7 separate regions of the Homo sapiens genome follow, and all the other regions are linked to region 1. Evidence: chromatin loops called from intact Hi-C (ENCODE). Cell type or tissue: endothelial cell of umbilical vein. All regions are shown on one strand.

Region 1 (4,000 bases):
GTTGTTGTTGTTGTTGTTTTCTTTTTGAGACAGAGTCTCACTCTGTTGCCCAGGCTGGGGTGCAGTGGCTCAATCTCAGCTCACTGCAACCTCCACCTCCCAGCCTCAAGCAATCCTCCCACCTCAGCCTCCCAAGCTCAGGCAATCCTCCCACCTCAGCCTCCCGAGTAGCTGGGAGTACAGGCATGTGCCACCACACTCAGCTAATTTTTTTGTAGAGACGAGGTCTCACTATATTGCCCAGGCTAGACAATGATGTGTTAGTAGAGAAATTTTACATCGATATGCAGGATGAAGGGCAGAAATTGAAGATGAAGATTAGCTAAGAGAGATCGCCATGAACCAGTCTGGCCATCGATTATCACCTAGATAGAGACAGTGAACTTGGAGACTGATGAGTGAGTCTGAGAGATGAGGAAAGTGATTGAAATGGAGTGGAAGGTTGAGGTGATCCTGAGGTTTCTTGCCTGAGGAATATAAAAAGATCTTGTTCCCCCTGACCAGAGGGATAGCTGGAAGGATCATCAGTTTGTGGCAGGGAGGGATTCAGTTTGGGGTGTGTTAAGCAAAGTTAAAAGCAGTGGAGAGCCATCCAGGTGGAAATGTCCTCCTGGTACAGACTTTCAGGGATAAACTAGGTAAGCTGGAATGCAAGGGAAAATAAATGCATGAGCATGCAAGAACAGTGTGTTCACCCCCGAAGAAACCTGTTTCTCTCTCAGTCCATACCTTATGTCTCCTCATTGTCCATACTTCTTTTTATGTCTTGGTTTACATGAAACAGCCTTCACTGTTTGGTTACTTAAATTGGAAGCACAATAAGACCATATAATAATGTACTTATCATAAAACATAAAGACCCATCTCATAGTAATTTCTATATCCATTTATAAAGAAAATTTTCTCTACAACAAATTGTGCATCAAAAATAATATTAAATGTCATTTCATGGGCTTCCAATTGCCTACAACCCGAAATTAAAATTCCCTCAGCCTACGACATCCTTCACAACCTGTCCTCTGCCTACCTTTCAGCCCCATCTTACTGGCTACCCCCACTCTACTCCAATGGATCAGACCCTTTTTCACCTTTGTCTTTAGTACTCACTCACACTGACACAACCCAGTCAGATATCACTCCTTTCACAAAGCTCTCCTTAACCACCACCTTCCTTGTACCATTGGTCTTCATTCTGTGTGCTCGTATTCATCCCTCTGTGTACAAGCATCCCATTGTTTTGTAATTGTTTGATTACATCTCTCTCTGTCTTAACTAGAATGTGAGGTTCTTGAAGGCAGGAACCTAGTTTTATTCATCTGCATAGCCCATAAGCCTGCTTGGCTCTAGACACATTGTAGGTATCTATTTTAACATGTGTATAGATTAATTATTTCTGTGCCATTAGGCAGAAAAGCTGTCTTAAAGACCAATTACAGAAAACACTGATTAAGTTGCAGATATGTGTGTGGGGCTGGTGTGCTAATTTTCCAGCTCCTGAAGGCTGCAGGGCGCACATTTCATTAAGTGAAGCAAGCCTCTGCTGAGTAGTGTGCTCTCCCGCACTTCAGCAGCAGATAAAAGTGCTTGCAGATGTGAAAGCAAGATCCTTCAGGCTTTTTTCACTATCAGAGCCTGCAGTCCCCATCTCCAGGAAGCAAAATAGTAAACATTTCATTCCTTTTGTTTCAGTGTTCCGATAATTTTAAGAAATTATCAAACAAGAAAAGAAATCCTGGAGAAGTTGAAAGACACAAACCTAAGCAGATGTTCCTGGAATCTTAAGGTCACACTTCTTGGGCAGAATGTGTTTGTTAGCTTTACAAAGAGTAATCTTTTGTTGGTGTGTGTGTTTTTTTTTTTCTGAGTAAATTAAAATTCATTTCTTAGGAAATGCCAATCGTGTTACCTTCCTGCTTCTAAGCAGAATGGAGCTAATGAAAAGATGACCAGCCCACAGTAGCCTTAGATTGTCTTTTTTGTTTTTTTTGTGTGTGTGTGTTTTTGTGGGTTTTTTTTCTTTTTTTTTTTTGAGACGGAATCTTGCTCTGTCGCCCAGGCTGGAGTGCAGTGGTGCGATCTCGGTTCACTGCAACCTCTGCCTCCCGGATTCAAGTGATTCTCTTGCCTCAGCCTCCTGAGTAGCTGGGACTACGGGCATGCGCCACCATGCTTGGCTAATTTTTTTGTATTTTTAGTAGAGACAGGGTTTCACCATGTTAGTCAGGCTGGTCTCGAAGTCCTGACCTCAGGCAATCCACCCACCTCGGCCTCCCAAAGTGCTGAGATTACAGGCGTGAGCCACTGCGCCTGGCCTAGATTTTTTTTTTTTTTTTTTTAAGAATAGGTTTGACTCCCCATTCTGTGGCAACTGGCACGGTGTTAAGATTTGAATAGGCTTAGTAATTTGAAGATACAGCTGTGAATTAAAGACCCTGGGGGAGACTCTTCTCGCCCATCTTTGTGTGTGAGAGACTCACCCTTGCTGTAAGCCTGTTCAAAAAGTCAAGTAAAACCACACATTTGCACTTAAGGTGTCTTCGTTTCCCCTGAAGTCACTTCCTACATTCTCTCTAGTGGTTGAGGTGTCCTGATGGGAGTTGGGAAGTTAGAAAGTAGGGGATCATGGTGGTTTTACCTTTCAAAATAGACCAGATTAATATCCACAATATGCCTTGGGATCCTTGCATTTGTCCCAGTACTAAACCTGTATTATGTCTTTCTTGTTCCACTGTGTCAGACACTTGATCCAGGATATTGGACTTGCTTGTTGATGTGCATTAGTATCAAATTTAGTATAGTGTATGGTCCATTTCATATCTTTCTGCCTCCCAAAGGAAATTCTTGCTCAAGAATAAAATTTTGATGAGTTTCTCTTAGAAAACAATGTGAATATAAATGTGGCTATAACGACAACTTTACTGACTCCCTGTGGGGTAGAATTCCCAGTAATAACAGATTTAGCATGTGGGCTGATACCTTTTTAGTATCACAGGGACAGCATTGTTTAGAGAAAGCCTTGACTCCATTTGAATAGCACGGAGGATGCCAGGAGGAAGGCCAAAGGGAAAGGAAACGGGAGAGCTGTTGGTTTGTCTCACCCCCACATCAGATGACAGGAAGTCGGAATTGAGATTGGCCGCAGCAACCTGTTAAGGCCACATCTGTTTGAATAACTTAAAAGCTCTGTAGAAACCAAGTAAGTTTTGGAGTAAGAAATTTAATAGAGGATGAAGGGCAGAGTAGTGGTAAGCAATAGCTTGGAGTGAACATCCTGCCAGGAATAAATTTCTCCCTTGACCATCTGTATTCTTTACTTGACCGTACCCTAGAGTATAAACTGTTTTAAGGCAACTGAGGTTGGTTAGTTACCCATAGCTGGGTGATTTATAGGACTGGCCAGGTTCCCCTGCCCTTTGTGAAACCGGCCTCAGTCACATAGTTGTTCCACATTGTCCTCATGTTCAGTCACATCAGTCATTGAAACTCTCAAGTGCTGTGGAAGTATCACTAGCTGTGGTTTGATTAATGGCAGAGTTTCTCACAAGTGCAATTTGGGTCTAAGAATTAACTACAAAATCTAATAGGAAGATCTTCCAGGACTGTTTGTTTGTTTGTTTGTTTGCATGAATGCATATATGTTTGTTACTTTATTTTTGAGATAGGATAGGCTTTGTCTTTTGGAGAATGGGTGTGTGTTTCTGATGGAGTTATAGTTATTCACAAATGCCATTTCATTGCCAAGGAATTAAAAATAAATAAATCAACACTATTTTTGAGCTTTTCTCCAAAAGAAAAACAAATAGTGCTTGTAGGCCAGACAGCTGTTTGTAAGGTGTGGTTTTTTTGTTTGGTATTTTTGTGTTGGACAGATGCATAGCCATGACAATTCTAGTTCCCATACCAAATAGAGGCAAACAACTCTGTTTGCCAAATAAACTAACATAGCAGTTTAGAGGAAGGCAGGGGGCTGGGGCGAGAGATTTCATCCCTGGGGTAAATT
Region 2 (4,000 bases), 96 kb before region 1:
AAGGTGGGCCGGGCACAGTGGCTCACGCCTGTAATCCAAGCACTTTGGGAGGCCGAGGCGGGCGGATCACAAGGTCAGGAGATCGAGACCATCCTGGCTAACACGGTGAAACCCTGTCTCTACTAAAAATACAAAAAAAAAAAAAAAAAAAAAGCCAGGCTTGGTGGCACGCACCTGTAGTCCCAGCTACTTGGGAGGCTGAGGCAGAAGAATCACTCACACCTTGGAGGTGGTGGTTGCAGTGAGCCGAGATCACACCACTGCACTCCAGCCTGGGCAACAGAGCCAGACTCCATCTCAAAAAAAAAAAAAAGAAAGAAAGAAAGAAATGAAAGTGGTCTTGTGTGGAGTCTCTGCCCTCTAACCTTGTAGTTGGCCCAACTTAGCACAATTTCTTATGTGATATTTCAGTTAATAGTGCCTCTTAGGCACTATTATCATCAATCCCATTTTGGAGATTGGGAAAATGAGATAAGGAACCTGACTGAGGTCACACAGTTATCAAATGACAAAAGCGAAATTTAAAAGCAGATACCAGCAGGGCTTGATGGCTCACGCCTGTAATCCCAGCACTTTGGGAGGCCAAGGCGGGAGGATCATGAGGTCAGGAGATTGAGACCATCCTGGCTAACAGGGTGAAACCCCATCTCTACTAAAAAAAAAAAAAAATACAAAAAATTAGCCAGGCGTGGTGGCAGGCGCTTGTAGTCCCAGCTACTGGGGAGGCTGAGGCAGGAGAATGGCGTGAACCCAGGAGGCGGAGCTTGCAGTGAGCTGAGATTGCGCCACTGCACTCCAGCCTGGGCGACAGAGTGAGACTCCATTGCAAAAAAAAAAAAAAAAAAAAAAAAAAAGCAGATACCCAGGCACTAGCATCTACTCCTGTAACCACTGTGCTATGCTGCCCAGCTAGTGGGGGAAAGAGGGGGCTTGTGGGAAGCAGAGCTAGAGGGTTTGTAAGAGACTATTTCTAAGAGGGTGGCAATTCTAAGAGGCAGCCTGGCAAAAAGGCTAAGTTTTGTCCTGGGGGTAATAGGGAGCCATTGATGGTTTCAAGCAGGGAGAATATAAGTATTCATGCATTTTAACAAAGTCCCTCTGGATGTAGACTGGGGAGTGGATTGCAGACAGGCCTGAGTGGGGAGAAGACCAGGTGAGGACAATGACGCGGCTGGACCCGAGTCGTGGTCTTGAGAATAGAGAGCATGGGACACATGCCATATGTGCCTAAAAGGTAGGCTTGACAGGACTTCGGGACAGACCGGATTTAGGGGAAAAGAGAGGGGGAAGAGTCAAGGGTAAAACCCAGGCTTCCAGATTAGACAATTAGGGTATTAAGTCCCTTAGACTGGGAAAGACAGAAGGAAGAACAGATTTGAGGTGGGCCATACCACCATTAATAGTCCCAGATTCCCAAAGGGGTCAATGCCCCAGAACAGGGCAACCCCCACCCAGGCACAGGATCCCGTGTCTAGACCATCAGTTACCAGGACAATGCAGCTAGCTCCCAGCAGAGAAGTGGCACCCTCCCCTGCCTGTGAGTGGCCACCAGGTGGCAGCATAGGCCGCCTTTTTCCAGGGCTGGCCTGGCAGGCCGGCCAGAGGAGGGAGAAGGAAGCATCTATTGCTGCTGGAGATGCAGCTTTGCCACGAGACCACGGAAACTGGACCACAGGCCTGTGGAGATGAGTTCCTGCAGCTATGAAGTCAAAAAAGCACCAATCTAGTAGTCAGGAGTCCTGGGTTCTAGATACACCAGGGACCCAGAGCAGACACCTGCCCCTCTCTGAGGCTATGGGTTTTCCTTAAAGAGGGCAAACCCTCCTTAAGGAAAGAAGGCCAGAGCTGCCAGACGGAGTATTAATTCCTTCTCTGTTTTCCATCCCCGACAGCTGTGGCTTTTAACCATATTTTTAGAGGCAACTTCTTTTTTTACAAGCAAAATCCAAAGACCCTCTCACTCCCTGCACCTCCATCCCATGTATAAAACAGAAAACATGTTTACACTGATCTGCTGTGGTTGGAGTAGAAGCTGGGGACTCTCCCAAGCCCACACAGAAGATAAAATCTTCACCCTGACGTTGAGGCCCCTACCTCTCCAGTGCCATCCTCATTCTCCTATCCAGACTGAGCGATCTTTGCCCATCCTGGACCTTCTCTTGGGAATATCCTTCCCCTCCTCTCTTGATTCAAACCCTCCTCATCCTTCAATGTCAGATCCCTTGACACCTCCTCCAGGGAGCCCTCTCCAAAGCCCCTAATGGAAAGCGTCACTCCCTCTACCACACTGCCCTGGCACCTCAGTCCCCCACAAGTACCAAGCACCTGCTGTGTCCGGGCAATGCAAACAAGTGAACAGCATCTCTCTTCTCTCTGATCCTGAGCACCTGCGGGGGTCAGGGGAGGGGACCATGCCTGTTTCCCCCATAACAGAGTGTGCCCAGCCTCACCCAGCTAGGAGCTGGCAGACCAGCCTCTGCCCCACCAGGCTTCACTGAGCCACGTTAGTGGTCACCTTTTCTGGGCTTCAGCTTCCCCCCTCTGTATAATGGGGGCAGCTAACACCTAATCAGGACTGTGTGTAGAATCAGGACTAGCTACGTAATTTGAGGGGCCCTTTGAAAAATAAAAATATGCAGCCCCTTGTTCAAATATTAAAATGTTCAAGACAATGGCAGTAGAAGATTAAACCAAGCACAAGTCACACACCTGTGGAGTCTGTGCACTACACAAGAGGTCTGAAATCAGCCAACCTATGCCCAAGTGTGGGGCTGTGTCAGCCAAAAAAGATGGTCCGTTTTCTTCATGTAAGTTCACTTTCTGTTGGTCAAGCTGGGGACCAGCAGGACTGCATCCTCCCATTAGGGAGCACCTTTTCTCAAGTCAGACAAAGGTATGGTATTGGCCAGCAGGCACCCTGCCCGACTTCATAGCACTACCATGTAAAATGGGCTTGTTGAGTGAGGAGAGAGAACCAAAATCCAGACACAAGAAATTGGAGACCAGGGGCCAGGTGTAGTGGCAGGCACCCATAATCCCACACTCGGGAGGCTGAGGCAGGAGAATCACTTGAACCTGGGAGGCAGAGGTTGCAGTGAGCCGAGATCATACCACAGCACTCCAGCCTGGGTGACAAAGTGAGACTCTGTTTAAAAAAAAAAGATAGTGGGGATTTATACCAGAGATGTGCAATCAGGACAAGCCAAAGGGTGGAGATCCGAAACTGCAAACCTCACCTCAGAGCAATGTGATTCAAGGCCAACTTCCAAGTTCAGAGGTCAACAGCAGTTGCTCAGTCCTTGCCTTGTTCTTTCAGCCAGTATTTACTGAGCACCTACTATGTGCCAAGCACAGTTCCAGGCTTCATGATACAGCAGTGAGCAGGACAAAGTCCCCTTCCTCCCAGGGTTCACATTCTTGCGGTGGGGAGAGGAAATAAACATTATTGAAAGAAAATAAATGAACCACCCAACTAAAGATAAGTGATATGAAGAGAATTAAACAGGGTGAGAGGGAAGGACTGCTGGTAGGTGGGCTGGTTCATATAGGGTGGCCAGGGAGGGTCTCCCTGAGGAGGTGACATTTGAGCTGGGCTCTGAATGAAATGGGGCCAGCTGGTGCCCCAGCTGCAAAGCATGGGGGTGGGCGTGCGGAGCTGCCTGCAGGAGGAGAGCCTGCAGAACCACACTTTGCTAAAAAGGCGAAGGCGAAGGCAGGCTGGGCAGGAAGTCTGGCCCCCTGTAACCATATCCCCAGGAAGGAGGAAGCCAGGAAGACGCTTTCAGCAGTCGTATTCATCAAGGCCTCTGCTCTAACCCGGGGCAGCACCAGAGGCTCCTCAGGCCCGATCCACCTTCGGCCAGGCCGCCTGGGGAGGGGACAGCAAGGGAGGGAGGATAACCCTGGATTCTCTTCCAGACAATAAATGCTTCCAGGTTCCTAGGGAGCATTCTGTGGGTCACAGCTGCATCTGATCTCAATTACCCCAGGGTGTAGGGTT
Region 3 (4,000 bases), 96 kb after region 1:
CTCGGGCAAGTTTGTGAAAGTGCCTGGCACAAGGTGTTTCGCAGAAGCAAAAAGCCGTCTTTTTCCAGTCACAGCTATTCAAGGTATAGTAAGTGAATCAAATGAGCCCCTTACCTCCCATCTACATATTCCCCGATATATTTGCTCCCTGTGTACTCCATGGCGCCTGTTTTTAGCTTCCAGCTGTTAGGATCCGGAGTCTCAGTGGATACGGCATCACTATGACAACCTGGAGGGGTGGGCGGAGCCGAATCGAAGCCCCACCCCGCTGGAGGCTGAAAAGTTCTTGGTATTGCGCACGCTCCCTCGCTCGTGGTTGGGCAGGGCAATACGCCTGCGTGTTGCCGGATGCGCATGCGCAGGCGCCGTGTGGCACTCGGCGGTCGAAAGGGGAGTTCAAGGAGACGGGGGCGACGCGGCTGAGGGCTTCTCGTCGGGGTCGGGGCTGCAGCCGTCATGCCGGGGATAGTGGAGCTGCCCACTCTAGAGGAGCTGAAAGTAGATGAGGTGAGGCTATCCGGAGGACAGGCAAGGGAGACATGGGGCTGCGGCTTCTCGGGCCTGGGCCTAGCCCCCCTTGGGCTCCGCGGATCCTGGGACCCGGGCCCCCCTCCCCAGTCCTCCAACGCATATACAGGTCGACCCCCGGAGGTCCCCTCCGCAGCTTTGGGAGTCGCCTCCCCTCTCTACCCCACCCTGTCGCATCTTGCAGTGGCTCTAGAATCCTCCCCCTTTCGCCCTCCACAGCGACCTATTTCTCCTTCCGTGAATAATAGTGATACATTTTATTAAGCACCAACCAGTCATTTTACTTAGCTTATGTCGCTTAATCCTCAAACTTGCATGCGAGGTGAGTATACAACCCTAGGGGCTCACAGTCGAGGGAGACGGTCATCTACCTTAAAGTGGTATCACCGGTGCAGAGTGCATAGAGTGGGGTGACGAAGCCGCGGGAAAATGAGACAATATTGGAGCGTGCATCTACTCACAGCCTTGGGAAGGTGTTTGGTAACAGGACCCATTTAAAGCATTCGTTTATTCAAGAGATATCATTTCAGTAATTAACGTGTACACATAACGCTGGAAGAGATATACTTCGTGCTTTCATGGACTTTACAATCCAGTAGGGAGACAGACACATAAAGAGGCAGTCACAGTACAATGTAGTTAGTGCTGTGAGGAGTGAAGTAGAAACATACCCTACTAATTATAGCTAACATGATCAAGTCCTTTCTAGATACCAGGCAGGATGCTAATTACTTTCCATGCATTAATTCATTGAATCCTCCCAGCAACACTATAAGGTAGGATATATATATATATACACACACATACACATATATATACACACACACAATTGGTGTGTATATATATATACCATATATATATATACACAATTGGTGTATATATATATATGTATATACCATATATATATACACACACACAATTGGTCATATATATATATATACACACACACACACAATTGGTCGTAGCGTTATAAATAAGGAATTAGTCCCCGAGAGTAGAAATGATTTGCCCAAGGTCACGGAGCTCGTAAGTAATAGAGCTGGAAGTGAACCCAAGTCTGATTTTAAAACCAATGCTTTTCCACTATATTATGGGTGAAAACTCACAAGAATGAGACGGCCTAGCAGAACTTGTGTGTTTAGGGAGCCAAGTACAGTTTGATGTGACCCTAGTGGTGGTGGTGGGAAGCAGCAGGTGCTGAGCCTGGAGAGGCAACTTGGGCTGAGATAGGACTTGGAAGCAGCTTCTACAAGGCCAGACCAAACAGTTTGGACTTGATCCAGTAAGGGAGGTGGTGGGAAGAGTGGAAGGTTTTAAGGCAGAGGAGTGTCATGGCAGGGCTGGATAGTAGAACAGGCTATATTAAAGGAGAGGAAGGCCAAGACTAGAAATGATGTACCAGCAATGATATACCCGGCACTATGTTAAGTGTTTTGTTTGTTTGTTTTGTTGTTTTTGAGAGTCTCGCTCTGTTGCCCAGGCTGGAGTGCAGTGGCGCGATATTGGCCCACTGCAACCTCCGCCTCCCGGGTTCAAGCGATTCTGCTGCCTCAGCCTCCCGAGTAACTGCGACTACAGGCGCTCATCACCACACCCGGCTAATATTGTGTATTTTTAGTAGAGACGGGGTTTCACCGTGTTAGCCAGGATGGTTTCGATCTCCTGACCTCGTAATCTGCCTGCCTCGGCCTCCCAAAGTGCTGGGATTACAGGCGTGAGCCACCGCGCCTGGCCGTATGTTAAGTCTTCTACCTGCAATGCTTCATTTAATCTTAGATGCCTGTGAGAGTGGCAACTGTTATTTTCCTCAGAGGAAGAAATTATTAGCTATGTTCAGGGACTTTATTATATTAAAGTGACATTTACTCTGAGGTGGCAGAGGGGAGCTGCCATGTGGCCCCCACTCTTTTGTTCCCCCCGGCGAACCACCCCCCTGCCCCCACCCCATGTAGCTGGGTTAATCTTGAGTTGCTGTATTTCTTGTTGCAATTTTTATTAGGTTCAACAAACATCTGAAGTTCTACTTCATACAACTGATGTATCTGAAATACATTTGCCTTTAGTCTTCACACAATTGAATGAACATACGAATAATTACATAAATAACTAAAATACAAGACAAGGTGTGATTAAATACTATGAAAGGGGGAAGATGTGGTTTAGGAAAAGATTTGAAGTTGTATCTAAATTCTAGGCCTACCTGCCGGTCACCTTGATTACTTGATTTTAGCATTTGCAGACATGGTTATTTGTAAGATGAGGTGATCCCAGCTATAAAATTCTCTGAAACTATAAAGGGAATAGAGAAAGCACTTTTTGGACATAATGTAAGACATGACTAAATGGCATATGAAGAATGGCATTTATGGGCGGAGATGAAGAGAAGACCCCTCTAAGTGAGGGTAGGGTCTGAGCAAAAGTAAGGAGATGGGAAAATGCAGAGAGTCAAAAAGGAGTTCAGTGTTTTGAGAGAACAGTAAATAGTCAGTCCCTTTTTGAAATGTTGTGGTGAGAAGGGTGGAAAGATAGTTTGGGTCCAGAAGCCTTTCAGTACCCGTTAAGAAGTTTAGGCTTTATTCTGCTGTTAAGGCTGAATGAGAGTTTGGTTGCTAATATAATAGCAGAGTAAAATAAGAATTGTCATTTAGGGAGATCACGGTAGCAGCTGTGTGAAGAATGGATTGAAGAAAGAAAAAGAAAAGCAGGGAGACTAGTCTCAGTGGCTCTTAAAATTATTGAGAAAGATGTTAATGATCCCAGTGTAATTGGTGCTTACAGAGACTGTGCTTACAGAGAGCAAAGAACAAGTATATCTAGAATTGATCAGACTTAGCAATGGATTAGATATTGGAGGTAGGGAAGGTTGAAGAATCAAAGTCAGATTTGCAGCGTGGCAATAGTACTGGTGAAGCCAGAAAAAGGAGCCCGTTTGGAGAGCGAGTTAAATACATTTTGGACCTCATTGGCTTAGGAGTTATGACACATCCCCATTGAAAAAGCAGTCAGAAGCTTTGGACTGGAAAGTCCTTGGACACATTTGATAATTTTGAGTAAAAATAAAAATAGCTAATATTTATGGTGTGCTTTCGATGTGATAGGCACTGTTCTTATTATTTTTATATATATTAACTCATTTAATCTTCATAACAGTTCTATTAAGTACTATTCTCTGTTTTACATAAATTTAGGAAAACTCAAGGCATGGTATAAATAAAGTACTATAAAAAGAGGTACAGACGTAGTTTAAGGAGACAAGGACAGGACTAGAAGGTTGATTGGCTCTAGATGGTGACTTTGTCTCAGTTTCCACACCTGCAGACTGTGTAGCCCTGCTGTGCAATGAGGCTGTTGTGAGAATAAATGAGAAGGATGTTGAAATTCTGTGTTGTTTGAGACAAAGAGATCTGAATGAATTTGAGACGGTATTCATGGTAAACAGCTGTGAAAGGATGTTGTTTCTGTTGGAATTCAT
Region 4 (4,000 bases), 86 kb after region 1:
TGGCCAGGATGGTCTGGAAGTCCTGACCTCAAGTGATCCACCCGCCTTGGCCTCCCAAAGTGCTGGGATTACAGGCATAGTCACCACGCCCAGCTGATTGACTCCATTTTGAAGGGGAGAAACTGAGGCGCAGTGGGTAAAGTCCCTTGCCCATGGTCCTCTGGCTAGCACAGTGGAGCTGAGATATGAGGACTGGCCTTCCTGGCTCCAGGACCTGGCTCTTTTGCATTCTTCTACGCCTGCTCAGTTCCTCTTCCCCTTTAAGTTACTTTAGTAGGACACAGTCCACTTATCCGAAACTGTCTTAGTTTCCCTCTCAGTTTGGGTATGAAGGAAAGGGTGGGTGCCTGGGTACCTGCAGGCTTCAAGCCATTGAGGATCTCTGTGTAAAACCTCCGATCATAGCCGTCGCAGTAATGCCAGTTTTTCTCATCATAGTGCAGCCCATCTGAGAACGTATATGTGCCCTGGAAGACAAGGAGCACACACGTGCATCTGAGGAAGCTGAAGGCTTTTGGCCAAGAGGTTCAGATGTCAAGGGAAGTGGGGGCCTTTCTGATGGCTGCAGTAAAGAAGTGGTAACTATCACAATTATTATGGTTGTGACGACAAGAGGGAATGGGTATAAGTGCCGAGCCCTGTCCCTGCCGCTCAAAGTGGGTGAACTCACTTTGGCAGATGAACTTGGGCAGACGACCCACTCTCTCTGGCCCTTCATTTCCTCATTTGTAAAATTAAGTTAATGATAGTGTACATAAAATAGGGTTGATTGAAAATTCAATGAGATAGCACACGTGAAGCATTTAGCACAGTGCCTGGCTGTGATGGTTGATTTTGTGAGACACCTTGACTGGGTTAAGTGAAAGGGATGCCCAGATAGCTGGTAAAACATTTCTGGGTGTGTTCATGAGGGCGTTTCTAGAAGGGATTCACATTTTAATCGGTGGGCTGAGCAAAGAAGTTCCACCCTCACCAAAGTGGGTGGGCACCATACAATCCGTTGAGGGTCTGGATAGAACAAAAAGGCAGAGGAAGCGCCAATTCCCTGTCTCTGCTTGTGCTGGGACATCCATCTTCCTTGCCCTTGGACATCAGCATTCCTGGTTCTCAGGCCTTTGAACTCTGACTGGGACTTACACCATTGATCCCCCTGGTTGAGGCCCTTGGGTTTGGACTGGAACTACACTAACAGCTTTCCTGGGCCTCCAGGTTGCAGAGGGAAGATTGGGAGGCTTCTTAGCCTCCATAATCTTGTGAGCCAATCCCTAATATAAATCTCTTTCCATACATCTCTATATATCCTATTGGTTTTGTGTCTCTGAAGAACCCTGACTGACACACTGACACAAAGTAAGCACTCAATAAATGTTATTATTCTTTTATTATTATTATAGCTGGAAAGGTCAGAGCCATCAGCCACGGCCCTTTGTCCAAACACATACATTCTGCCTTTGCTGCCTTACTGCTAAAGGAAGCCTCAGGATGTAGAAATTGCATTGGCCTGGGCATCAGGAAACACGGGTGGAAATTCCAATGATACTATTAATTCACTGTGTGACCTCGGGAAAGTCACATCCCCTTCCTGGGGCTTAGACTCTCCAAGCTATAAAACAAGGAGCCTTTCTTAACCTTTTTTAGGTCATGAGTCAGGCCCCAAGATGCTCTTAGTGAAACTGATGAAAGCTATAGATGCTTTTCCTGGAGAAAAACTTAGTCCCCTTTACACAGAAACTTCTGTATATAAATCAAGAGGTTTCAGTGACTCCCTGAATTCTATTCATGACTCACAAATACCAGGGGGTAAGAATCCTTGGATTAGGTAAGTTATAATGATAGTAGCAGTGATGGTGGTAATAAGAGCTAACATTTATTGAGTGCCTCTTGTGTGCTGGGAACTTAGCAAAGTGTTCACATATATATATTGAGGTGCCTTGTACTATTGTGGTAGGCTGAATAATGGTCCCCCAAAGATGTCCCTGTCTGCTGCAACCTGTGAATATGCTACTTTACATGGCAAGAGGGATTTTGCAGATGCAATTAAATGAAGGATCCTGAAGTGGGAAGATTATTTGGATTATCTGGGTGTGCCAAATATGATTGCAAGGTTCCTATGAGAGGGAAATAGTAAGGTCAGGGTGAGAGAAGAAGAGATGACGATGAAAGCAGAGGGACGAAGGGTGACGTGATGATGAAAGCAGAGGTCGGAGTGATGCGTGGCCATGAGCCAAGGAATGCAGGCAGCCTCTAGAAGCTGGAAAAGGCAAGGAAACAGGTTTTCCCGTAGAGCCTCTGGATGGAATGCAGGCTTGCTGACTTATTTCAGACTTTTGAGCTCTAGAACTGTAAGATAATACATTTGTGCTGATTTCAGACTAAATTTGTGGTAACCTGTTATAGTACCAACACATAACTAATGCAACTAACTGTCCCGAGTTGATAGGTGAAGAACTCTCAGGGAGGTGAAGTCGTGGGCCTAAGATCAGGCAGTAAGTGGTGTAACAGATGCAAACTCATCATGGCCTCTCCACAGATCCTTCCAGATCTAGAGGGAGAGGATTCTAGAGCCCTGGGAGATCCAGAAGCAGGGAGAAATTAGCCGGGCATGGTGGCACATACCTGTAATCCCAGCTACTCAGGAGGCCTAGGCAAGAGAATAGCTTGAACCCAGGAGGCAGAGGTTGTGGTGAGCTGAGATCACACCACTGCACTCCAGCCTGGGCGACAGAGACTCGTTTTCAAAAAAAAAAAAAAAAAAAAAGGTCAGGTGCGGTGGCTCACACCTGCGCACCTGTAATCCCAGCACTTTGGGAGGCCAAGGCGGGTGGATCACAAGGTCAAGAGACTGAGACCATCCTGGCAAACATGGTGAAACCCAATCTCTACTAAAAATACAAAAATTAGCTGGGCATGGTGGTGCACGCCCGTAGTCCCAGCTACTCGGGAGGCTGAGGCAGGAGACTCGCTTGAACCCAGGAGGCGGAGGTTGCAGTGAGCCGAGATTGTGCCACTGCACTCCAGCCTGGTGACAGAGTGAGACTAAAAAAAAAAAAAAAAAGTGGGGGGAGTGGGGGAGAAGCAAAGAGAAGAGTGAATGGAACAAGGTGGGCACCAGACAGGGAGGATGGGGTGCCAGAGGGTGAGGCTCTTCTTGCGTGAGGATCTCTCCTCCACAGCATCCGTCCCCCCAGCTGATCACCTTTATGGCCAATCCGTTTTCCCAAATGGCGTCGTATTGGCTTCCGCTGGGGAAGTACAGGGTTCCCTCGCCGTGAAACATGCCATCCTTCATTTCCCCAACATATATTGTTTCGGTAGGGAGGATGTACTTGGCTTTGCCCTCCATCCTGTAAAGACACAGGGAAATCACTGAGCCCTGTGTGACAGCTGGAGGATCAGAGCTGGCAGGCAACAGAGTGAGCAGGAACCCCGTTCTCAGCATTCTCATCCTTCTCATCCCAGCAGTACTCTGCTGAAAACAAAATTTTTGTTTTGTTTCCCTCAAAAGCTCAAAAACGAAAAGAGGGGAATAGAGTTTGCTCTGTTCATTCTCCCCTTCACCTAGAGGCTCACTCTCACCTTGGAGTTCACACTGCTCCCTGAAATAAACCCCCCTAGTAGGCCCAGAGAGCGTAGAGATGTGCCCAAAACCACACACAGTAAAAACTGTGGACACTAGAGCCCAGGTTTTCTGGCAGCTAGTTCTGTGATTTCTCTGTCCCCCATGACCAACCCATCCTTGCCTATTATGCCACAAGTGGAATATTAGGGAAAATATGAAATTTAGAGACAGGAGTAAGGGTTTGAAGCTTACCACCATTATATATATATATAATCTTGGATACTAATATTGTTTGGCTGTGTCCCCACCCAAATCTCATCGGGAATTGTAGCTCCCATAATCCCCACATGTCATGGGAGGGACTCAGTGGGAGGTAACTGAATCATGGGGGTGGGTTTTTCCCATGCTGTTCTCATGATAGTGAATAAGTCTCATGAGATC
Region 5 (4,000 bases), 130 kb after region 1:
CGAGGGGGCGCGCGTGGGAGCGCGCACGGTGGCCCGCGCCTCCGGCCAAGATGTTCCCTCTCCGCGTGATTGACAGGCTCGAGTGCCGAGAAACAAAATTGTTTATGCGCTAATGAATAAGGCCCTGATTGCAAGATCCTGTTTGGAAAATTATAGTGCGGCGGCGGCGGCGGCGGCCGCGGCGGCCCAATTACAGCCCGCGCTGCATATTCATTTCGTCTCTCCTTTGCATCGAGATGAACGGGCGCCCCGCGCCCTGCAAAGGCAACGCCAAATTTAGTCCCAGGTTCCGCACTCCTCCGCGCCATTGTCTGCCCCGGACCACCTGCCTCCTGCCGGCCTGATTGCCCGGGAGGGCGCGAGCAGGGAGGCCAAGAAAGTTCTCCCTACCCCTCCTCCTGGCAACCCCTTCCCTCGGTTCTCTCCGCTCCCTCCTCCGACTCCCCGTCTCTGTCTCCCTTCCCCTCCCGGTGTCTCTTTCTCCCTCTGTTCTCTCTCTACTTATTCTGTGCCCCGCACTTCCTCTCCTCGCTCTAGGCCTCTATCTGGGTGCATCACCGGTCTAGAATGTCAGTCGCTGTCCCTCCCCCTCCAGCTTCACATTCCCTGCGTTCCTGGGTCCCTGGGTACAGCAGGGGCAGTAACGGGGACCGTCTGCTCCTTGGAGGTCACAGAGGTATGAGGCGGGTCTCAAGACCCCTGCCTTGGCTGTGAGCATGGGGTGGCTTGGCTCGTCCCCGCAACCAAGCTGCTGGGGAGAGAGGCCCCTCCCTGCCCGCTGCCTCTGCCGCCTCCCGCATGCCACCAGATCCACTTATCCTGCGGCTCAGGCCCCTTGGCTGCCCAGGCTGCGCCCTCACACCTCCCTGCCCTGCACATGCTGTTCTCTTGCTGGCACGCCCGTCCTGTCTTCCCAGACGCATCCCAAGTACAGCTCAGAGCAGCCTTCCCCTGTCCCCACCACCGCAGGCAACAGGACAGCTCCCTCCCAGAGCACGCTGGTGTCCAGGCATGTCCTGCAGGTACAGCAGCAGGCAGGGTACACTGGCGTCCTTCTCCCGGGCCTGACCAGCCTGGGGGCTGCCGGTGAGTCACCAGGAAGCTCTGGTGTCCAGCTCAAGGCTGATCAAACGGACACCTCCACTGTGATATGGGGGTATAGTCTCCCTGTCCTTGTTGTATGGTGATGGTGGGCAGGAGGGGAGAGGAGGCTGGGAGGGAGGGACTGGGGCTTTGCAGCACCTGGACGCCACAGACCAGGACTGGCCCTGGTTCCAGACAGTGACAAGGACAACTAACTGGTCCTTGTCACTGGGTCATTGACTTAACTGACAAGTACCTGAGGCCCAGTCTGGCTGGAGGCTCATGGTGGGGGTGATGGTGGCGAGGGCTCTTCAGAGGATGGCCGTGCTCCTCCCCGTCCTGCCTGGGGCCCCACTGAGTAACCAGGCATCTGCACCCCTTCCTGGGATGGAAATTGGGGTATTCAGACGTGAGCAAAAATGGACAACCACATATACCAACTGGCCTAGACAACCCCCAACCCTGCCGCCAGAGACACACAAAGTAATAGACTCCCACAGTCACATACACACAAACATAGACACGCAGCCTCTCCTTGAAAGACCCACGCAGCCTGAGACACAAAGGCAGGCTGGCCCCTGGGCGTGTGTGGGGCAGCACTGCCCTCTGGCGGCTGTCTTGGCAATCTCTCTGTCAGGCTCTGGCTAGCTTCCTAGAACCACAGCTGAGCCACGATGCGGGTGCCCAGGCCCAGACCCAGAGAACTGGGACTCCCAGGGATGGGATTTCAGGGAGGAAAAGGAATTTGTGTTCCTAGGGTCGAGGGTCTTTTGAGTTCCAGTTCCCTACCCCAATCTGCATGTAATGCAGAACATGTGAGCAGAACTTGCTCACAGAAGGACCAGTCCAGGGATGGTGAGGGGGCGGAGCTCCTTATCATGGGAGGAGTACGAGTTGGGCTGGGACCACTTGCAGATTGGTGGTCTTTAGTGGCAGAGTGGACAACTTCATAGGTCATCACCAGCTTGAAGAGCTCTGGGAGGTATGTCTAGTCTTCTCCTACTTCACCCCAGCCCAGCCACTCTCCTGTTTGGTTTGTTTGTCAGTCATCAAACTCTGACAGCATCTCAGCACCTCAAACAGCAGGGGAGATCCTGGGTGGCGGGAGATGAGGCTGTGGAGGGTGGCCAGGCCACCCCTTGGAGGTCTTCGAGGCCAGTATTAGGTGTGTGGGCTTTATTCTGGGGGACAGGGATCTGGAGACAGGCCCAGACAGGGAAGCGACTTGGTCAGATGGGCATGTGAGCACCAGCTAAGGAGAAGCTTAAGGAGCACCAGCTAAGAAGCGACTTGGTCAGATGGGCATGTGAGCACCAGCTAAGGAGGCAGGAGGGCCAGACGGGAGGGATGTGGTGGCCTGGACCAGGACAGGGGCAGGAGTGAGGTGGCAAGAACGACGCAGATCCCAGAGCTATTAAGGAGATGGACTCGCCAGGCTTTGGTGAGGAATTGGCCATGGTGGGCATGGAGCCGGAAGATGAAGTTACCTTGGGGCATATCAGTGCTGACAAAGGGGCCTGGGGGAGAGATGATGAGTCTGATGTGGCTCTGAGAGCCTGAGAGCCTGAGAGCCAAGGGGATGTCTGGAGAGGATGTCTGGAGAGGTATCAGCCTAGAGCCTGAGAGCCAAGGGGATGTCTGGAGAGGTATCCAGGAGGCAGTTGAAATCAGGCCTGGAGATATTCACTTGGGAGTTGGAAGGTTACTGACAGGTGGTTGAAGGCAGTGCACAGCTGAGGCCACCCAGGAAAGGTCCTTGGAAGCCCTAAGCACCAAAGATATGGTGTTCACCTCACCCCCATGAGTCAAAAAGGAGTCTAAATTAAATTATAAAATGTAACACTTACATGCCTTACAAAACTCTTGGACTGGCACGGTGGCTCACACCTGTAATCCCAGCATTTTGGGAGGCCAAGATGGGCAGATTACCTGAGGTCAAGAGTTCGAGACCAGCCTGGCCAACATGGTGAAACCCCGTCTGTACTAAAAATACAAAAAGTTAGCCGAGCATAGTGGCGCATGCCTGTAATTCTAGCTACTCGGGGGGCTGAGGCAGGAGAATTGCTTGAACCTGGGAGGGAGAGGTTGCAGTGAGCCGAGATCACACCACTACACTCCAGCCTGAGCAACAGAGTGAGACTCCATCTCAAAAAACAAAAATAAAAATAAAAACAAAAAACGTTTGCAATCATCACATCCATGGGTTCACAGAAACACATTTTCCTCCTCATCTTCCTTGTTTGATGCTCCTGGTCTGATGGTGCCCTGAGGTGTCTACCTGCTTGCCGGCTAGGTGGCCCAGCTCCAAATCCAGGCAAAAACAAGAGGCTCAGGGGGCACCAACAGGCTGGGACCGAGGGGAACAAGATGCCCACAAAAGAGAGAAGGAACACCCAGGAAGACTGGAGGAAACCCAGGAGAGTGTGGCATCACTGGGGCCAAGGAAGGAGGGGGTTCCAAGAAAGAGGACATGATTAGTCATGTAGAAAACAAGAGGAGGCACGGAGATGAGGACTGAAGAGGGGGCCCGGATATGGCTGTGGGGCTGCCAGGCAGGCTCAGTAAAGCAAAGCTGGTCACCTCTCCACGTATCTCTGCTCAAGGGGGCCAGCCTTTGGTGGGGACACTCGGGTGCCCTTTGCCCTTGAGGATCCTCCGGACCTACAAACAAGGAGGGAGTAAGACCCTGGGGTAGGGTTGAGGCGAGCTGACCTCAGAAGGAGAAAAGGAGACCAAATATTTCAGTGGACTCAAGGCAGGGGGCGCCTCTGGGTGGCAGTCCCTCCTCTGACCACAAGGGGGCAGCATAAAAGCAGGTCCTGCGTGGGCTCAGGCTTCTGTAAGGAGTCGGCTTCCAGATGCTGTTTTCATCTGTGATGCGTCCTTGGGCTCTCTGGGCCTCAGTTTCTTTCTCCGC
Region 6 (4,000 bases), 54 kb before region 1:
TGCATTTTGGGAAGCACAGTGGGAGATGTAGTGGAGGGACAGCATGAAGCTGAAAAGGGTACATCCCAGTCAAATATACTCTACAGGCCTGGAGTTTTCAAATTCTTCTTTAGCCACAAACCCCTGGCTCCAAAGAAAACTGAGGCAGAGGCCCCATTTGCAAAACAGATAAAAAGAGACTACTTCAGTTGATGAGGAGGAGCGGTGGGCTCTATCCCAGGCTACAAAACTCAGATCCGACCCCACTTCTGGGCCTGCCACTTACAAGCTGAGTGACCCTATGCAAGTTATTTAAACCGTCTGAGCCTTGCTCTTCTCATTTGGAAACAGAAATTAAAAACAAACAAATGAAACAGAACCTCCCTTTCAGAGTTATTGTGAGATTTAGATGAGGTAATACATGGGAAGCATCCAGTACAAGGCCTGATAGAGAATAAACACTCAGGAAATGTAAACTGTCTCTGCTGCTGTTGTTGGTTACATTTTTGGAAGCCCTGAAGCATCTTCAAATAATGAAAGTTTTTAATCAACAGAGGAATGACAGAGCAAAGATCTATGCTATGGCAAGATGACTTTTTGAGATCTCACTGGTAATTTAACATCTCACAGACATTTTAAAATCCAAACGCTCTCAGCATGTAGCCCTGAAATTTTCTCTTTTCAGGATTCATTCATTCAATCTATAGCTTCATTCAACAACTACTTACTAGGCACCTACATTATAGACATTATGACAGAAAAAAGGGAGATAGCATTAAATACACAGGAGTTTACCATTTGGCAAGGAAGGCAGTCATTACACAAACACATGCAAATTAATGAATAAATTACAGTGGTAATATGCACCATAAAGACATATAGAGGTTCTACAAAAATAATTAAGTGGGGAAAGGAGTCTGACCAACCTTTCTTTGTGGGACCCCAGGAACTAAATGTGGAGATACTGAGGCTAAGTGATATTTAAGTTGCCTAAGAGTTGGGGGGATAGTGGAAGATCATTCTCACCACAGGGAATAGCATATATAAGAATATAGCTCTTATAGGATGAAAAAAAGGTGATAGTATAGAAAGAAGAAGGCAAAGACTATCCCAAAAGAGAAGGGTGGAGAGGCTGGCAAGAGCAAGGCTTTGTAAGCCCTTCAATGTCTTAGTAGGTCTTAGTAGATCCACTGACAGCTCAATAAACAAAATATGGTATATGCATATAATATTATTGAGCCTTAAAAAGAAATGAGAATGTGATATGTGCTATCACATGGATGAACCTTAGCATAAAAAACAGTTAGCATAAAAAACATTATGCTAAGTGAAATATGCCAGACTCACAGAGACACATATTGTATGATTCCACTTACATGAAGTTCTTAAGAGCTGCCAAATTCATAGAGACGGAAAGTAGAATAGTAGTTACCAGGGGCTGGGGGAAGAGGTAAGTGGGGAGTTGTTTAATAGGTACAGAGCTTTGCAGGATGAAGAGCATTCTAGAGATTGCTTATACAGCAATGTGAATATACTTAATGTCACTGAACTGTACACTTAAAAAATGACTAAAATACAAGCCTGGACAAGTCAGTGAGACCCCATCCCTACAACACACAATAAAATTAGCCAGGTGTCATGGTATGCGCCTGTAGTCTCGGCTACTTGGGAGGCTGAGGCGAAAGGATCACTTGAGCCCAGGAGTCTGAGGCTGCAATGAGCCATGATTATGCCACTGTACTTTAGCCTGGATGAGACAGCATGACCCCATCTTTTTTTTTTTTTTTTTTTTTTTGGAGATGGAGTCTTGCTCTGTCACCCAGGCTGGAGTGCAGTGGTGTGATCTCGGCTCACTGCCACCTCCGCCTCCTGGGTTCAAGCGATTCTCCTGCCTCAGCCTCCTGAGTAGCTGGGATTACAGTCACAAGCCACCATGCCTGGATAATTTTTGTATTTTTAGTAGAGACGGGGTTTCGCCATGTTGGCCAGGCTGGTCACGAACTCCTGATCTTAAGTGATCTGCCTGCCTCGGCCTCCCAGAGTGCTGGGATTACAGGCGTCAGCCACCGCATCCGGCCTGACCCCATCTTAAAAAAAAAAAAAAAAAAAGACTAAAACAGTACATTTTAAAAATGCATATTTTACATTAAAATAAGAAGAAACTTGATCAGATTTGTAGTTTGTGTAGACAGCAATATACAAACCAGATCTAAATACATGGCAAGAGTCTGACCAGGAGCCTTTAGGCAGGTAGACAGGGAGCTCAGGACCCACCCTGTTGCAGTTTCTTGGCTGGGTGAGGAAGCCTTTTCCGCTAGGGTCAGAGAGCCTCTAGCACAAGGCAGGGGTTTTGGCTGAGCTGGCAGGGTCATACTTTGTTTGTACAAGCTCCACCAGGCAGATCTTCCAGTAACATCCTGGATGGGGGCCTTCCTGAAAAATTCCTTGAGCATGTTCCTATGAACAATAAGCAGAGGGCATGCCCCACTGCTAACTCACACAACAGAGAATCCCACTGACTGAAATGATACTTCCTATTGTTTCAATGAGAATGCAACACATGTACAAAGCTATACACCAGGTGCATATCAGAGGAAGCCAGGCTCAGCTCAGGTAATGACAGCAAAAAAGTTGTTAATGCAACAGACACTCAACTTCAGAAGGCTCTTTGGACACTTGAAGGGGGCTTTAAAATGTAGAAAGGACACGGTTTAGGGCCAAAAAGACCTAAGCTGAAATCCCAGCTCTGCCACTTGTTAGCTTCAGAATTTTGAGTATGCTATTCAGCCTCTCCAAACTCAGTTTTCTCCTACATAAAATGGGAGTAAGAATATTACAAAGAGGGTGGAAGGGAGGATTAAATGAAATAATGGGGGATAAGTACTTGGCGTGCTGTCAATATGTATGCATTGTAAGAGCTCAACAAAGGATAGCTGAGTAAATTATTCTTACTACAGAATCTCCAGGACTTCTCTCCTGGGGAGAATAGGATGCGAGTGGTGAGAGAGAAAATGGTCACAAAGGATTTAGCCACTTGGTGCTTAGGCAACTGAGCAGATAGTGAGCAGAGAGAAACAGAATGGGAACAGAGGAGAGCAGAAGGCAATGGGGAAAGCAGGGGACAGGAATTCTGCTCCAGCAGCTGTGGGGAGCAGGCTAAGGGAGAAGGAAGCTGCACTTTCAAGGAATGGCCTATCAAGATACATTCCTGACATTGCCACTGACAGAAACCTTGCCACCTCCTCCCTGGGCTTCCGGGACTCCCCCCTACAGGAGCATGGGCCTGAAATCAGCAGCACCACGTTCCTGCTTCACTGTTTGCCAGTGGGAGCTGCCCCATGCCTTGGGGCTGCCGGTCCTGACGGAAATGTTTTTGTTTGTGTAGCCCAGCCAGATTTCCTATGCTTCTAGGGACACCACCCTCGCCTCATCCCACTAGCCTGTTTTACGTACATTAATGTCTCATAAAGACATTAGATCTTCTGTAGGTGTCCCTTTAGCCCAAGGAAATCATACATTTTGGAAGGACTTCTAATACCAGTAGTAATTTTGGTTCTCTCTGGGGACACAACTGGGCACCTGCTTTCAAAGGACCATTCTGTGACTGATGCCTGGTTAAACCAGACATACCATTCTGAAATACAGCCCAGCCTGACCAAATGAGAAAGGAGGTTAAGGTCGGGGTCACAGCTCCACATTCCCAGCTGAGTGGTCTTAAGTCACTTGTCTTCTCTTTCCCTGTCGCCACAGAAGGATGGAAACCCAAGTTTTGGGGTGAGTAGACATAACTCTTGCCTCAGCTCCATCATACATGCGAAAAAGCACAAGTTTGGTGGTCAAAGCAAACCTGATTTCCAATTCCAGCTCTGACACTTACAAGTTGAGTACCTGTGGACTTTAATTTTTCCTCTCTGAACGCAAGGTTGTCAGGTGAAGCACTTAAGAGAACGGGCTCTGAAGTCAGACTGTTGGGGCTTGAGGTCCAGATCTATCAGTTTTTAGCTTTGTGGCCCTGGGCAAG
Region 7 (4,000 bases), 200 kb before region 1:
GACAACTTTATAGAGGCAGAAGCAGTTTAGTGTTTGCTGGAGGCAAATTTGTTTTATTTAAAAAGAAACCTAAAGTTAAAGATAAACAAATAAATAACTTGACTGTGCATATTCCTAAACAAATAATGAGATGGATAGTGACTTCATCTCATGACGGCTGACCATAGGTGATGCGTCCCTCCCCTGTGAGACATTCCCATCTTCGTTTGCCTTTCTAGCCCTATGCCTTCTACCTGGTAATGGACACAAGAAGCAGTTCTGGAAAGCTTAATCTGCTACATGCCTGTAGAGGGCAGGATAGCTGAACCAGAGATGTCTACCCAGAGAAGCCCAGTCTGGATCAAGACAGGTAATAAATGGAAAGAGATCATAAAATGGGAAATAATACCTGGAAAGGAAGGTGACTTTTTTTTTTTTAGATCGAGTCTCACTCTGTCACCCAGGCTGGAGTGCAGTGGCATGATCTCAGCTCGCTGCAACCTCAGCCTAGAAGGTTCAAGCAATTCTCATATCTCAGCTTCCTGAGTAGCTGGGACTACAGACAGATGCCACCGCACCTGACTAATTTTTTGTATTTTTAGTAGAGACAGGGTTTCACTATATTGCCAGGCTGGTCTCAAACTCCTGGCCTCAAATGATCCACCCACCTCGGCCTCCCAAAGTGCTGGGATTACAGGCGTGAGCCACTGCACCCGGCCACTGGGAGTTGTCATTTTTATCTCAGGAGCAGGAGAACAATATTCTTAGCTGTTTCTCTCATATGTGGTGCTGATCATAGCCCATACAAGGAAATACCCCAAGATTTATTTCCCCTTGATAAGGAGGATTGGACCGAAGCCACATGGCAACAATTACCTGAGACCTTATGTACGAGATTTGGAGAGAAGACCTCAGAGTTCTTTGATGACCTGCCTAAGCAACAGTAGGTTGGGATTACTGTTTTAGTCACATTTTGTTCTTATGTGTATCATGCTGATTCACTGTAGCACTAAGAGGATTCCTGCCTTTGAACCTCACTGAACATACTGTGACTGTCAGCTAACAGCTCTGCATCATGTTGTTGTAACCCAAGATGACACTCCATTGTTAAAGCAAATACCTGGGTATGAGGGAGACATCATTGCAGTTGTCTGCCTAGCATATTGGAGTCTAGTTTGCCCTTTTAACTACAGCATATGGTAATGTGTTTGGAAAACAATACAGGCAGGCATTCAAAAAATCACAATGATGTCTGAGAGGTGAATATTGACATGACCTGGTTGTCACATACCAATGATGATCTCACCCTGGAATTTCCAATACGATGATTATGGGAAGCCTTTGGGATACTTGAACTGAACAGCCCCTGGGAACTGAGTATGATAACCCTACAATCTCTTGAGGGACACAGTACTTTTTAGATGCATGTAGTGTACTTGAATTAGTCTTGTATCACAAGTACTCATGGCTGCAACACTTGTGATCACAGACCCAGCATTGGTCCAGAGTACTAAGAGGGACTTAGGAGGTTGGGAACTTGGTTAAGCATGGCAAGTGGAAATGACTTTTCTGGAGACTCATGCTTGTGGTCTAAATGGTCACTAGGGGGAGTTCTCTCCCAGGAAACTCACTGAACTTGCATTTGGCCCAGAAATATGATGAAGCAATGTGCTAGGCCATTCTTGCATGGCTGTAAAGGAATACCTGAGACTGGGTAATTTATAAAGAAAAGAGGTTTAATTGGCTCATGGTTCTGCACACTGCACAAGCATGACACCAGCATCTGCTCAGCTTCCAGGGAGGCCTCGGGGAGTTTTACTCATAGTGGAAGGCAAAGCTGGAGCAGGCAGGTCACATGAAAAGGGCAGGAGCAAGGCGGGGATACGGGCAGGTGCCACACCCATTTTTTTTTTTTTTTTTTTTTTTGAGACGAAGCTTTGCTCTTGTTGCCCAGTCTGGAGTGCAATGGCGTGATCTCGGCTCACTGCAACCTCTGCCTCCCGGGTTCAAGCAATTCTCCTGGCTCAGCCTCCTGAGTAGCTGGGATTACAGGCATGCGCCACCACACCCAGCTAATTTTGTATTTTTAGTAGAGATGGGGTTTCACCATGTTGGTCAGGCTGGTCTTGAACTCCTGACCTCAGGTGATCCGCCAGCTTCGGCCTCCCAAAGTGCTGAGATTACAGGCGTGAGCCACTGTGTCCAGCCACCATACAATTTTTAAACAACCAAATTCAGGAGAACACACCCCCATGACCCAAACACCTCCCATCAGGCCCCACCTCCAATCCCCATGGGATTTCATTTCAGCATGAGATTTGAGCAGGACAAATATCCAAACCATATCACAGTATTTGAATGGACTATGCATGTTACCCAACTCGCTCAGCATCTTGCTTGTCAATAACTCCGGACAAGAATCCATATGCTCACCAGGGAAGGAATAATTGCCATGTCAACAGCAACAGCACCTGATATATTTAAATAGCAGTTGTGCTGCAGGCTCAAGCAAGAGGAGGTATGTTTATGGGAACACTATGGCCAACCTAACCTATGGCATATGGCAAGATGACTGGTAAGCATGCCATTTACTGCTACTCCCTCAGAGCAACAGTGTCAAAAAGTTGAAAGGAGTTTTGACTCTGTGATACAATTGGTATTACCTTGGATGACCCAAAGTTGATCCTTAACCGGCTCAAACTCTACCAATTGTGGACAGATGGGCAGTGCTCCACAGTGATACCTGGAACCTGAGTTACTCTAATACTTATTCCTTGGGCTGGGCGCGGTGACTCACACCTGTAATCCCAGCACCTTGGGAGGCTGAGGCAGGTGGATCACAAGGTCAGGAAATCAAGACCATCCTGGCCAACACGGTGAAACCCTGTCTCTACTAAAAATACAAAAAATTAGCCGGGCGTGGTGGCAGGCACCTGTAGTCCCAGTTACTCGGGAGGCTGAGGCAGGAGAATGGCGTGAACCCGGGAGGCGGAGCTTGCAGTGAGCCAACACCGCACTACTGCACTCCAGCCTGGGCGACAGAGCGAGACTCCGTCTCAAAGAAAAAAAAAATTACTCCTTGGTGGGTGAAGTGTAATTATGCCCCCAGACCAGAGGGAACCTGGACTTTACTGAGCAATGACCTCCAGTAATTACACCAGTTATGGGAAATGTGTATGAGAAAATGGTATTTTTGCTGAGAAGGCTAGGAAATTGACATGATTATATTAATGTCCTGAACATTGTCTAATCTTTCTGCTACAGGTAATAAAGAATTTGTAGGCTACTTTATAAAAAATAAATGAAAATGGTTGCCAGAATAAAAAGGTATTTTGAGAAGTCAAACTAAAACTTCCAGTTGATGCAATACTCATGGAGATCTATTGGCCAAAGAAAGAAGTAAATTTAGCTTTTAAAAAGTGACATATGCAGCTCAACACCTCTGTTGAAGCCTGTAAAAATGCAGGTGAGGCCAGGCATGGTGGCTCACGCCTGTAATCCCAGCACTTTGGGAGGCCAAGGCTGGAGGATCACCTGAGGTTGGGAATTGGAGACCAGCCTGACCAACATGGAGAAACCCCATCTCTACTAAAAATACAAAATTAGCTGGGCTTGGTGGCGCATGCCTGTAATCCCAGCTACTCACGAGGCCGAGGCAGGAGAATCACTTGAACCCGGGTGGTGTAGGTTGCAGTGAGCTGAGATCGCGCCATTGCACTCCAGCCTGGGTAACAAGAGCGAAACTCCATCTCAAAATAATAATAATAATAATAATAATAATAATAATAATAATAATAATAATGCAGGTGATAGTGGAGAAAAAGGGAAGAGAGAAGATAGTCCAACTAAAAAAGATATATCAGAAATTTTTAAGTAAATATACTCATGGCTCAATGTGATTCTTGGGAAAGAATTCCAACTGCTCATTGAATAATATGGTCCTCATGGTTGCAGAGTTTTAAAATGTATTTTTGTGCATAAAATGTTATAGAAGTTACTACATTAAGGATCACTTTCTAAA

What was found. Peaks named below come from ENCODE experiments on the same cell type or tissue, not always from the same donor. Only the 100,000 strongest peaks of a DNase experiment are listed, where the experiment ranks them.
Region 2: a loop joins it to region 1, with 5 times the contacts of the local background. A loop is called at or near these places in 30 of 110 quality-filtered maps.
Region 3: a loop joins it to region 1, with 4 times the contacts of the local background. A loop is called at or near these places in 39 of 110 quality-filtered maps.
Region 4: it touches region 1 in a loop (7-fold over the local background); 36 of 110 quality-filtered maps call a loop at or near these places.
Region 5: a loop joins it to region 1, with 5 times the contacts of the local background. A loop is called at or near these places in 25 of 110 quality-filtered maps.
Region 6: a loop joins it to region 1, with 2.7 times the contacts of the local background. A loop is called at or near these places in 9 of 110 quality-filtered maps.
Region 7: it touches region 1 in a loop (2.8-fold over the local background); 6 of 110 quality-filtered maps call a loop at or near these places.

The regions. Positions count from the first base shown.
Region 1 is chr9:122,252,057-122,256,056 of GRCh38, reverse strand. All of the region lies in intron 2 of RBM18 (RNA binding motif protein 18), which reads left to right. Among named protein-coding and RNA genes, the nearest start is that of RBM18, 11 kb to the left of the region's middle. In endothelial cell of umbilical vein, no CTCF peak of the experiment used is centred here; DNase peaks (open chromatin) are centred at 1,726 and 3,056; H3K27ac peaks cover 3,048 bases.
Region 2 is chr9:122,348,309-122,352,308 of GRCh38, reverse strand. No RefSeq gene overlaps it. Among named protein-coding and RNA genes, the nearest start is that of PTGS1, 21 kb to the left of the region's middle. RefSeq lists a silencer at 1,501-1,707. In endothelial cell of umbilical vein, a CTCF peak has its summit at 1,553 (motif pointing right); a DNase peak (open chromatin) is centred at 1,578; H3K27ac peaks cover 322 bases.
Region 3 is chr9:122,156,134-122,160,133 of GRCh38, reverse strand. It overlaps NDUFA8 (NADH:ubiquinone oxidoreductase subunit A8), which reads left to right and starts at 355. Exons shown (of 4, transcript NM_014222.3): 1 at 355-507. The coding sequence starts at 457. MORN5 (MORN repeat containing 5) reads right to left here and starts at 226. Exons shown (of 5, transcript NM_198469.4): 1 at 115-226. The coding sequence starts at 161. RefSeq lists an enhancer at 150-444. In endothelial cell of umbilical vein, a CTCF peak has its summit at 1,691; DNase peaks (open chromatin) are centred at 293 and 1,713; H3K4me3 peaks cover 1,048 bases; H3K27ac peaks cover 448 bases.
Region 4 is chr9:122,166,112-122,170,111 of GRCh38, reverse strand. It overlaps MORN5 (MORN repeat containing 5), which reads right to left. Exons shown (of 5, transcript NM_198469.4): 2 at 3,197-3,344; 3 at 356-467. Among named protein-coding and RNA genes, the nearest start is that of MORN5, 8.2 kb to the right of the region's middle. In endothelial cell of umbilical vein, no CTCF peak of the experiment used is centred here; a DNase peak (open chromatin) is centred at 1,531.
Region 5 is chr9:122,123,032-122,127,031 of GRCh38, reverse strand. No RefSeq gene overlaps it. Among named protein-coding and RNA genes, the nearest start is that of MIR4478, 4.9 kb to the right of the region's middle. RefSeq lists enhancers at 1-356, 357-1,122, 1,123-1,889. In endothelial cell of umbilical vein, CTCF peaks have their summits at 1,703 (motif pointing left) and 3,856 (motif pointing right); DNase peaks (open chromatin) are centred at 1,671 and 3,871.
Region 6 is chr9:122,306,474-122,310,473 of GRCh38, reverse strand. The region is part of intron 5 of MRRF (mitochondrial ribosome recycling factor); the gene reads right to left. Among named protein-coding and RNA genes, the nearest start is that of MRRF, 44 kb to the right of the region's middle. In endothelial cell of umbilical vein, no CTCF peak of the experiment used is centred here; DNase peaks (open chromatin) are centred at 2,373 and 3,333; H3K27ac peaks cover 2,135 bases.
Region 7 is chr9:122,450,934-122,454,933 of GRCh38, reverse strand. It overlaps a transcript of OR1J2 not described here. Among named protein-coding and RNA genes, the nearest start is that of OR1J1, 25 kb to the left of the region's middle. In endothelial cell of umbilical vein, CTCF peaks have their summits at 282 (motif pointing right) and 1,566 (motif pointing right); a DNase peak (open chromatin) is centred at 1,593.